Regions from separate parts of the Homo sapiens genome. Here region 1 is linked to region 2. Evidence: chromatin contacts called from ENCODE Hi-C data. All regions are on one chromosome and are shown on one strand. Each heading gives the region's core, a stretch centred on a gene start or an enhancer-like site at or near the end of the contact. The rest is flanking DNA. Distances are from core to core; before and after follow the strand shown. Region 1 overlaps LY86-AS1 (LY86 antisense RNA 1). Region 2 overlaps FARS2 (phenylalanyl-tRNA synthetase 2, mitochondrial).

Region 1 (5,832 bases), core at 415-2,914, 1.2 Mb after region 2:
TCCCACAGCTCCCAAGCCCTTGCCACAACCAGAGGGCAGGGGCCAGTGGGCAGCTGGGTGCAGGGATTATTTGTGAGGAGGGGTTTGGGAGGTGGTTTTAGAGTGTTTCTTCCAAGCCCTCCCTGGCTCTTCCACAAGTGTTGGGGTGAAGTGGTGCAGAGGGAGACATTGTGTCATGGAGCCCTGGGAAGCACTGAGATTAAGAAACCTCTCTCAGGAGGCTGAGATGGGCAGATCACGAGGTCAGGAGTTCGAGACCAGCCTGACCAACATGGTGAAACCCCGTCTCTACTAAAAATACAAAAATTAGCCAGGCGTGGTGGTGGGCACCTGTAATCCCAGCTACTCAGGAGGCAGGGGCAGAAGAATTGCTTGAACCCAGGAGGCGGAGGGGCAGAGGTTGCAGTGAGCCCAGATCGCACCATTGCACTCCAGCCTGGGTGACAGAGTGAGACTGTCTCAAAAAAAAAAAAAGAAGAAACCTCTCTCATTTAGCCTTCTATCTAACGATGTTTCTATACTGACCATGTTTAGAAATTAGCAAATAGCATATGGTCTCAACTAAATTAAACACCCACAGGAAAAAAATAGTTTAAGGAAACATACCAAAAGGATTATTATGTATTTAGAATCCGGGTAATATTTAATTTTTGTTTTCATATATTTCCTTATTTTCCAAAAATTGAGAAGAACATCTACTAGTTTCATAATGAAAAATCATATTTTCTAAATGCCTAAACACACAATGTTTAACATAACACTACGTACGCCGTACATGTATAACATACAATTAGGTAAAAATTATCCACATGGAAAACACCTGGATAGAACTCCCCTCCCTCCACACACACACACAAAAATCCCAGTGTTTTCCTCTGCATAGCGATTTCTCTATACATATCTGTAAATTTTCAAATTTTTATGTAATGGAGGAGGGAAGGGGAAACTTTAAAACACCAGTCCCAGAAATATGGCCCACCTGTGTGTGGGTGGTTAAGGAGCACACCTGGAACATTCACACCAGGTTCCCCTGGGAGCCCAGTGTCCTCCCCCACTCCAAAACCACGCCCGGCTACTTCTTGTATTTTTAGTAGAGATGAGGTCTCACCACCTTGGCCAGGCTGGTCTCCAGCTCCTGAGCTCAAATGATCCACCCGCCTCAGCCTCCCAAAGTGTTGGGATTACAGGCGTGAGCCACCGCACCCGGCGGTTCGTTTCATTTTCCTTCACTACCTTTCCTCGCTCACTCCACTGGCTCGTTCTTGGAGCCCCGACTCCTCTACACTGGGTCCCACTACACTGGCCCTTGGTACATACATTCCCACACTGTCAATCAACTCTTTCACCCCCACTCTGCGAGTCCCATCTCCCCAGGAGCCCGCGAGCTCCTGGGACAAGGATGTGACCATCCCCAAGCTCCTTCTCCAGGCTGAGCTGGGGGTGGGGGGGCTTTCCACAAATAAGATTAAACTGAACAGGCGCCCTTCCTCCCTCAGCCTTTCCTGGCCCTCATCCTTGAATTCCCAGCCCCCAGCTTTGCTTGGGAAATCAAAAGACGCCAAAAGGCAAAAAAACAGCTCACTGGGGAGAAAAACCCGAGTCTCCCTCCCAGGTCAGTAATTAGTGCGGCCGGAGGAAGAGCAGCCCCTGGCACAGTCGGGTCCTTAACAGCTCCCGCCCCAGAAGCTGCCTTCGGATGAACAGCCGGGTGAATCGCCATGAAAAATTAATCAGCCTCCGCCTGTCCGCGGCCTAGATGGGCGCAAAGCAGATGACCTGGCAGGAACCAGCCGCAGTGAAGCCACCGCAACCGCAGCCGCAGCCGCGGAGGGGAGGCCGTGCACCCGCCCGCCGGGAGAGCCGCGCGCCTGAGCCGGGCGCACGTGGGAAGTGGGCCACGAGACTGGAGTCCACCGAGATGGAGGCCCCGGCACTCGGGCTCAGGCCTTTGTGCTTAGCACGTACTGTTGGAATCCAGCACGCCCTGCTCCGGCGGGCGCCTCCGATCCTGAAGCGCGCACCTGGGAACTCACGCACCGCCCAGCCGCGAGGGGCTTGGCCTGGCTGAAAGCCACATTATTCTCGAAAACAACCGTGGGAAGCACACGCTGAGCTCCCGGGGCCCCTAGAGTATGCAAAGAGGCCGGCCCTGCGAGACTAAATAAGTCTCTCCCCCTAGGACCTAGTCCCTTGCCACCGGCTCCCGCGGCCACCGCGCAGCCAGAGTGCACCGTCCCTAGGGCTTTGGCGGTGGCCAGAGCCAGCAAGTGCGGCGGCCTGGAGCTGGGGTGGTGAGGGCGGATGGCAGGTTGGAGAAATGCAGCCGAGCCGCAGGTTTCTAGAGGCCTCTACAGCCCCTGCCATCTGGGCACTGCACAGACAGACGCTGCGTGAGACCTGGAGCTCGCCACCTCCATGCGGCGCTGCCAGCCACTCCGCTGCGGGTGCAGGAGCGTTCCATGTCGGGGACTGAGGGACCAGCGCCGGCTCCCCAGTTTCTCTGCATTGTGAAGTCATTTTCTTAAACTCGGGCTTTAAATAACCACCGATGACTTGCCTACGGGCCACGCAGATGCTATACTCTGACCTCGCTGGGATGTGCAGAAGTATTCTACTGTTTTGCTTTTGAATCAAATTAGGGAGTTTAGAGAAGTTTTAGATTCAGGTCAGGCTTTCCCAGGACCTCCAGGCTGTGGACTGTGCTCGAGCTTAGGCCAACAGCGCCATCTGGTGGTTATGATCCGCATGTACCCGCCAATGCCTGCAGACCGGAGAGAGTGATGTAATGGTCCACAATTGTTCCTGAAGCCAGCTCTGCAGCAGGCCAGATGTTATGGGTGTTTTATACCCCAGTTTTTCGTGTAAGTCACTGAGCGAGGGGGTTTCTTCATAGGACGAATGCTATATGCTGTAATGGAAATTCCCCTTTTTGCAATCTATTCTAGAGAGGGTGGATTTGAAGCTAGGGAGACATAGGACATAAAAAATCCAATCTCTTTGACTCCCAGCCTGACTACCTGACTTTACCAGGTCCCACCAAGACAGGATGTGAATGCATGCCTCTTGATTCCAAGAGGATGTGGAACTGTTTTACATTCCTATGCTGTCATGGCCTCCACCAGCTCATGCATTCCTTCAGGACTGAAAGCAGACTCCACACTGCCTGAAAAATTCCCGGGACACTGATCCTCACCAGAGTTGCCCCTCTGTCCCTCAGACGTCCTTTTATTCCCTTACTACCGCAGCCTGTGGCTGGCCTCCCGCCAGGGCGCTCCAGCACCTCGGACCCCTCAGCTGTCTCTCTACTCTTTGCCTCTTACCTTGACTTGCCCAGCACCCTGCAGTTGCTTTTCTGTCTTTACCCCATCTGGCCAAGACTAACTAGAGAATGTCACCAAACTATGCCAATTGGACCAGCTGCAAATTTAGGCTGTGGGACTTCAGATGAGCCCTCACTGCAACTCAGTTTTCAGCATTTGTTGATTCCTGCATTGCAGATATTCCAAATGTTTCCTTCCAATTTTTAGCTCTTGCCCTTACAGTATCTCACAATTTGAGAAACAACTTCTACTTTACAGAGTTGAAGTTGGCCTCATGTGAGTTTCCTCAATGTTGCCTCTTTTGCCCTTAAAATGTTTGTATCACCTTATTTTTTCATTCTACGTTACTTCAACAGGGAAAAATCCTTTGTCTTTCCAAACCAAATGCATCTGCTTTTATCTCTAACATAAAATATGAAGCCCAAACAAAGCAGGAAAAAAAAACTCAAAATAGAAGCAAAAGGAAACTTCAAGAAACTATCATTAACATTCTCAGAAGAATGAATAAAAAATATTGCACACATGAAAAAAGGATGCCACAAGAAAAGGAATATTCAGGAGGTGGAAAAATCCTATTAGAAATTAAAAAATATGATAGCAACAATGAAAGTTTCAAGAGAAGAGTTAGAATAGAAATTTAGTGAAGCCTTCCAGAAAGTACAATAAAAAGGCAAAAGGGCAATTTTTAGAAAGAAGGAAAACTACAACATTAGCCCAAGAGGCCAAGTCAGCTACGTAATTTGAGAGACTCAGTGAAAAATGATGATGTGGAGTTCTCTAAGAATTTTGGCTGGGCGTGGTGGCTCACACCTGTAATTCCAGCACTTTGGGAGGCCGAGGCGGATGGATCACAAGGTCAAGAGATCGAGACCATCCTGGCCAACATGATGAAACACCGTCTCTATTAAAAATACAAAAAATGAGCTGGGCGTGGTAGGATGCGCCTGTAGTCCCAGCTACTCCAGAGGCTGAGGCAGGCGATTCACTTGAACCCAGGAGGCAGAGGTTGCAGTGAGCTGAGATCGCACCACTGCACTCCAGTCTGGTGACAGAGGGAGACTCTATCTTGAAGAAGCTGGGGTCAGTGCAATGCACCTGTAATTCCAGCTACTTGGGAGACTGGCTTGAGGCGGGAGGATGGCTTAAGTCCAGGAGTTCAAGACCAGCCTGGGCAACATAGTGAGACCCTGTCTCTAAAAAAAAAAAAAAAAAAAAAAAAAATTAGCCGGGCATGGTGGCTCATGTCTGTAGTCTCAGCTACTGGGAAGGATTGTTTGAGCCCACGAGTTAAGGCTGCAGTGAACCTTTTCTAGTTCTTTATTAATTTTTTTTAGAAACAGGGTCTCACTCTGTTCAATTCTAGCTCATTGCAGCCTTGAACTCCTGGACTTCAACGATCCTACCACCTCAGCCTCCTGAATAACTGAGACTACAGGGACGTGTCACCACGCCCAGATAATTTTTTTAATTTTTATCTTGTAGAGAAAATGTCTCACTGTGTTGCCCAGCCTGGTCTCAAAACAATCCTCCTGCCTCAGCCTCCCAAAGTGCTGGCCTGAGCCACTGTGCCCAGCCCCTTCTCTAGTTCTAACTAGTGACCTTCTCTAGTGAGTCTCAGCCAGATGAGGTATAAGACATCATGTCACTGCACTCCAGCCTAGATGACAGAGCAAGACCCCGTAAAAAGTCTTTAAAAATTTCAGGGTGGCAACAGGAGAGCATTAAACCCAGCGGGGGGTTGCTGCAGTGGGCACAGTCCTTCGGTCCCTGCTTTATACCTTGTGATTCAGGGTTCTCAGCAACCCATGCCATGAGGAATCCTCCTCATCAGAGTTAAAGCCATAGGTCACACACTGCCTTGCAGGCTGTTTTAAAGTGGGTGGAAGGCGAGGATGCCCTGTCAGCCCTGAGGATTTAAAGCCATGTTCTACAGAAGCCTTACCACATGTGACTGTTCAGACCTAGATCTGGCTCATTTGATGCAGTTGTGCTGCCAGTGTAAACTACACATCAGATTTCACATAAAAAACAATGTCAAGTACGTCATTAATCATTGCATTATGTTGAATACATGTTGCAGTGATGTTTTGGATTTACTTGGTTAAATAACGTTTTATTAAAATTAAGTTTACCAGTTTCTTTTTGCTTTTTAAAAATGTGGCTACTAGAACATTTTTAAAATGTGGCTCCCGTTGTATTGTGATCCAAGAATCCTGGTCTAAAAGAGATTTATTATGGAACCAGTCACCAACCTAGTGATTTGTAGGTTTTATTTCTTGCTCTTCCATGACAAGGTGTCAGGGCAGCAGGCCTGGCCATGGCTGGATTCATCCATTTCCAAAGAAGAAAGCAGACACCACTGTAGGTATTTCAAAGCGGAAGAGATTTCATATAGGAAATCTGGTTACCAAATTCTTATTAAAACTGGAAAAACAAGGAAAATGTGGTGTTTCCAGAAATCCTGAACTGCAGAAAGCTGCTACCTCTTTTACAGGATCCAGTGCTCAGGTGA
Region 2 (5,032 bases), core at 830-3,329:
TGAGGTGACAGGTGTCTGTGTGGAGATGGTGGGTGGGGCAGGGGACACTGTTGGATGAGAGAGACAGATTGCTTAGATAACAGTCATGGGCATCTGGTCATTTCCTTTTTCTTTCTTTCTTTCTTTTTTTTTGAGACAGGGTCTTGCTCTGTTGCCTAGGCTGGAGTGCAGTGATGCCATCATAGCTTAGTGCAGCCTTCATCTCCCAGGCTCAAGCTACCCTTCTGCCTCAGCCTCCCAAGTTGCTGGGACTATAGTCATGTGCTACTTATACCTGGCTAATTTTTTTTATTTAAAAAATTTTTTTTTGTAGAGATGGGGTCTTGCCATGTTGTAAACATGGGGTCTTGCTGTGTTTTGTAGAGATGGGGTCTTGCCATGTTGCCCAGGCTGGTCTCAATCTGCCTGCCTTGGCTTCCCAAAGTGTTGGGATTACAGGCGTGAGTCACCATGCCCAGCCACATCTGGTTATTTCTGAAGTCCTAGAAAATGAAGGCTGTGCTTACTGGGGGTGGGAGGGAGTGTTTGGGGGGCTCTTGGATCAATTGGTATGATTTTTTTCTAGTCTGTAGTCTTTTATTTTTCTTCTCTATAATTATTATTCTCTGGTTGTTGACCTCCAGGGTCTGGTTAGTTACCTATGTCACTAAGAAAAAGGTCAAGGGTTATAGAAATGAGGCACTTACTTTTCTGATGCCTTAACTTAGTTTGCAACATCCTGGGAGTTTGAAATAAGATGGTAGCAAAGTTTGGGCATAGTGGCATGCACCTGTAGTCCCAGCTGCTTGGGAGCCTGAGGCAGGAGGATCCTTTGAGCCTAGGAGTTTGAGGCTGCAGTGAGCTGTGATCGTGCCACTGTACTGTAGCCTGGGTGATAGAATGAGACCCTGTCTCTAAAAGAACAAAGAAGATGGCAGCAAAGTAACGGCAAGTTCTCTTTCAAAGCCTAGCCCACTGTTTTGCAGAAGGTGTTCTGCCAGCCCCATTCTTATCTCCAACCCACCTACCCCATCTCCTGGATCAAAGCCAAAATCATTTCTAAGGGAAGCAATTGTGAAATCATTCCCTTCTATCAAGAGCAGTTTGCATTGTCTCCATGCAGAAAGTGTGCAGTTTAATATATTAGGGTGGGTTGCGGAGTGGCAACTAATATCAAACAATTTTTTTTTAAACTAACATTCTAGTTTTATTGAAAATGAGTCCAGCCTGCTGGGTGACAGAGTAAGATGCTATCTCACACACACATACACACACACACACACACACACACACACACACACACACACACACAAAGAAAATGGGGCTAAATTGGTGGACCCCACACAAGTAAGGGTTATGTCAGATGATTTTGGTGAACCATCCTTCATGTTGGGAATTCACTCAATAAAACAGATTAAGAAGACTTGGTCCCTACCCTCTTAAGAACTTACAAGGAGCTCCTTATGTTGTTGGTCATTTATCTTCTTAGCCATGCACTTTTCCAGTTACCAGTCATGCCCACCTACCCTCTTTGTCACTTACAGACTCCAGGTGACAGTCTTCCCACATATTGGAACACTTCTACTTCAGAACTTTCCTCTAGAGCTCTGCTCCCCTAAGTTTGGTCCTAGGAACAGCAGAATCTCAGGCGCCATCCAAACCTGTGTTGTTGTGTTGTTTAACAAGACCTCTAGGTGACTTCTGTCTGCAAAACATGTTAAGATTCAGATTTTATTTCAGTAGGGCTTGGTGGGGACTGAGATTCTAACAGGCTTCCAGGCAGTGCCCATGTCGGTCTGTGCACCACGTGGTAGATAGCAAGGCTTTGCTGTCCAGAGAGATTACATCTCCCTTGTGTCAGAGAGTCGCAAAGCTGCTTGGGTTATCGGATGACATGGGATGACATAGGCTAATCAAGTACCTCTGGCCTTGGGGAGTTGAAGTTAAAAAAAAATGTGCCTGGTTATTATGTGCTAGCACAGTTCTCAGAGCTTTACTTGCACACTGAATCCTCTCCTCAATCTTAGGAGGTGGACACTATTACTATCTTTTACAGATGGGGAGATGAGGCACAGAGAAGTTAAGTAGCTTGAGCAAAGTCACATGAACTAATGAGTGAAAGAGCAGGGCTGTGAACCAGGCAGTGTGGCTTCGGTACCAAGGTATGAAATTACTGTGCACTTCCTGACTGTGTGGGGGGCTATAACTGTTGGCAGGGAGAGTCGGCTCACGGTGCAGAAATGAGAGTGTTTTGGTTTGGGCAGTGGAGTGGTTCCAGAAGGCACGCTGAGTTCAGGACTGAGATCAGCATAAGGAGGGCTGAGCAACAGAGAGCGGGACTGTGTGGTTCATGTTCGATGGACAGGGTTAGTGGAGGAAGAAGACACACAGGGTGCCAGCTGCTGAGGAACGAGAGTAAATATAGCAAACTTTTATTAAGCATTCATAAGTGTCAGATACTGGGGTTTACATTTGTTGTTTCATTTGACCCTTATAATGATCCTGTGGTGCAGGTACAAATCTTTTAGAGAAGGAAACCGAAGTTCAAGAGAGTAATTCTCCCAAGATCATACAGGGAGAAGAGTAGCTTAACTTGAATTTTAAGTCAGTGCCGTCTGATTTCACAACCTGTATGTGAAGCTTCTTTGCCCTGCTGCTTCCCTGGCAGGGACTCAGTGGGGAAGTGAAGGTATAGAGGAGAGAAAAGAACTTGAGCATTGACACTAGGGTATAAAGAGGTGCCTGGACATAGAGATGAAGGGCAAGAATGCAAGAGCAGCACCTGGGACTGACTGGTTGAAGCTGGACTGGAGATCTCTGAGATTTTCCTGAGTGGGACTGGTGCCTGGACTGGCACAGGGCTGAAGCTGCACGTGGGGCTAAATGGCCCCAAGGTGAAGTCGGTTGCCATCTGCTGGTTGAGGCTTGTTAGGGCTGAGCGCACACCTTTACCTCCTGTGTCTTCATCCTTGTGTCAGCTCGGGAGAGCCGCTCCTGCCCTCCCTCTGAGCCTGCCCTCCCCACGACTCTGTTTCTTAGACAAATGTGTTTGCGGCCACGCTGGCTGCTCCCCAAGCCCCCTGCTTCTCTGAAAGTGAAAAGTTGCTTCTGCTTGCCTTCCTCCATCTTTGTGATTATTGCATTTCTTGCCACAGACATTTCTCATTGCTCCCAATGTGAAAATCTGGGCTTGTGACTTTAACCAAATGATTGTACAGCCCCATGTGACCTCAAATAAATTTTTTAAATGGATAACTAAGCTGACAGTATGTGAAGTGCGCCCGGGGAATTCTCTGCCTCGGGATGCTCGTAATGAGGGGAATTGACTGGGGTTAGCAGATGGACACTGCTCATTTTTTGGCAATCATTGACCAAGTACGCAACACCTCCAGGTGGCTCTCCGTGGACTGCTCTGTGTGGCTCAGCCCATGATGCCTGTGCGTCCGTAGAATGCTAATGGTCCCTCTTCCTCCCTGAGTAACATAGCAGGCTGCATGGTCTGGTGTGGCTCTGTATCCTTGAGATCAAAGCATGCATATCATTTTTAAATAAAAGATTATCTTTTAATTATAGAGGCATCATAGCAGTATTACAAAAAGCTTAGAAATAAAGAAGGGAAAGCACCCACATTTACCACCCTAAAACATGGTAATCAGTTTTTAAACAATTGTTCAGTGGCTTTTCATAGTTGTATCAGTTGTTTTGTATGTGCGTTTCCCCTTATCACTGTATAATCCCCATAGTTACCATTTGAATGGCTGTATCATATTCTGTTGTGATGCCACATCATTAATTATTTAACTCTGTTGTTGACATGTGCGTTACTTCCAACTTTTTACAGTTACTAATAACAGTTAAAGGTATACATTTGTACATGTAGCTATTTTCATATTTTGAATTAGTCTCTTATGATAGAGTCTCAGACATGGCATTACTGGGTCAAAGAGTATGAACATTTTTATGGCTTCTAAAACGTATTGGCAGATTGCTTTCCAGAAGAGTGGAGGCAATTCACAATGCCACCACAAAGGCATTCGTTTCCCAGATGGCCAACTTGGTTAGGGATGCAGCCTCTCACAGTACATGAGAAGCTGTGTTTATGTTTGTGTTTGTGTTTGTGTGTGTAAAAAACTTGTTGGCGCGTTTGTGTATTGATTTAAGCCCAGGGACACCATGCATTGCCTTTGTTAATAGGAATGTACTAGGTGTCTAAGGATAACATAATGGTCATCCATTAGTATTTAAAATAGATGTGTGCTTGATATGGATTAAAGCAAGGGTATAGGTGTTTCCTCTTTCCCTAGAATTCGGACTTTTAAAAAGATTGGCAAAGGTGAGTTGACAAGAGTGTTCAGCCAGTGTGACTAGGTTCTTAGTGGCTCCCTTCTTTTTGGGAATACCTAGTGATTTGGAGGCGAAGGTGGAAGTCAAAGGAGCTTGGTAGGAGCAGTAGTGGGAGGGCACTGGAAGTAGCTGGGCATGCGCTCAGAAGAGTGCCTATTGTGGACTGCACAAAGCACCTCACCTCACCTGGTGAGGACAGTCTTTTGGGTGCTGAATGGAGTGCTTGTGTGGAGAAGGATTTTGAGGTCACACCTAGGCTCAGTGGGAAAGATACTGTGATTAATTAGCAATTTGTTCTAGATCTTTGTCATTGCAGTTTTCTTCAATTTGTTATCCAGTTGGATTATAAACATTACATGCCTTCATGTAGGAACTGTACCTTTTAAAATTACAATTTTCTACCCATTTCCTAAAATGTCTAGCACATTGTATTGTATATGATGTACGTGTATGGTAGTTTTGTGTCTGCTGATTGAATGAATGAGGGAAAATACTACTTTATCCTCATAGTCCCAGGCATTTTATCAAAGCCTTGTGTTGAAGTAGTGGGATCCCACAGTTTGCCTGCCCACATGTGAAACCTCCAGCAGACCTCACAGGGATAAAGGAAAGGAAATTTCAACTGAGAAACTTAGGGAAAGTAATGCCAGCAGAGACCTTTGACTCATTTATATAACCACCCAAAACATTGAATGAGACCTCCTTGTTT

The links. Hi-C counts contacts between places; a loop is a spot of excess contacts on that map. Pooled maps may share reads with other maps.
Region 1: a map of CD4-positive, alpha-beta memory T cell shows a loop between it and region 2 (23-fold over the local background). The contact joins two enhancer-like sites. A Hi-C loop is called at or near these places in 2 of 168 maps with a recorded cell type or tissue (CD4-positive, alpha-beta memory T cell and naive thymus-derived CD4-positive, alpha-beta T cell) and 8 of 50 pooled maps.

Annotation. Positions count from the first base shown.
Region 1 is chr6:6,544,512-6,550,343 of GRCh38, forward strand. The region is part of intron 3 of LY86-AS1 (LY86 antisense RNA 1); the gene reads right to left. Among named protein-coding and RNA genes, the nearest start is that of LY86, 41 kb to the right of the region's middle. RefSeq lists enhancers at 2,492-2,551, 2,632-2,681, 2,772-2,821. Within about 2 kb of position 1,665, at least 5 of the 41 ENCODE cell types and tissues checked have a DNase peak (open chromatin) inside an H3K27ac peak, as active enhancers do.
Region 2 is chr6:5,300,557-5,305,588 of GRCh38, forward strand. All of the region lies in intron 1 of FARS2 (phenylalanyl-tRNA synthetase 2, mitochondrial), which reads left to right. Among named protein-coding and RNA genes, the nearest start is that of FARS2, 42 kb to the left of the region's middle. RefSeq lists enhancers at 1,671-1,730, 1,680-1,974. Within about 2 kb of position 2,080, at least 4 of the 41 ENCODE cell types and tissues checked have a DNase peak (open chromatin) inside an H3K27ac peak, as active enhancers do.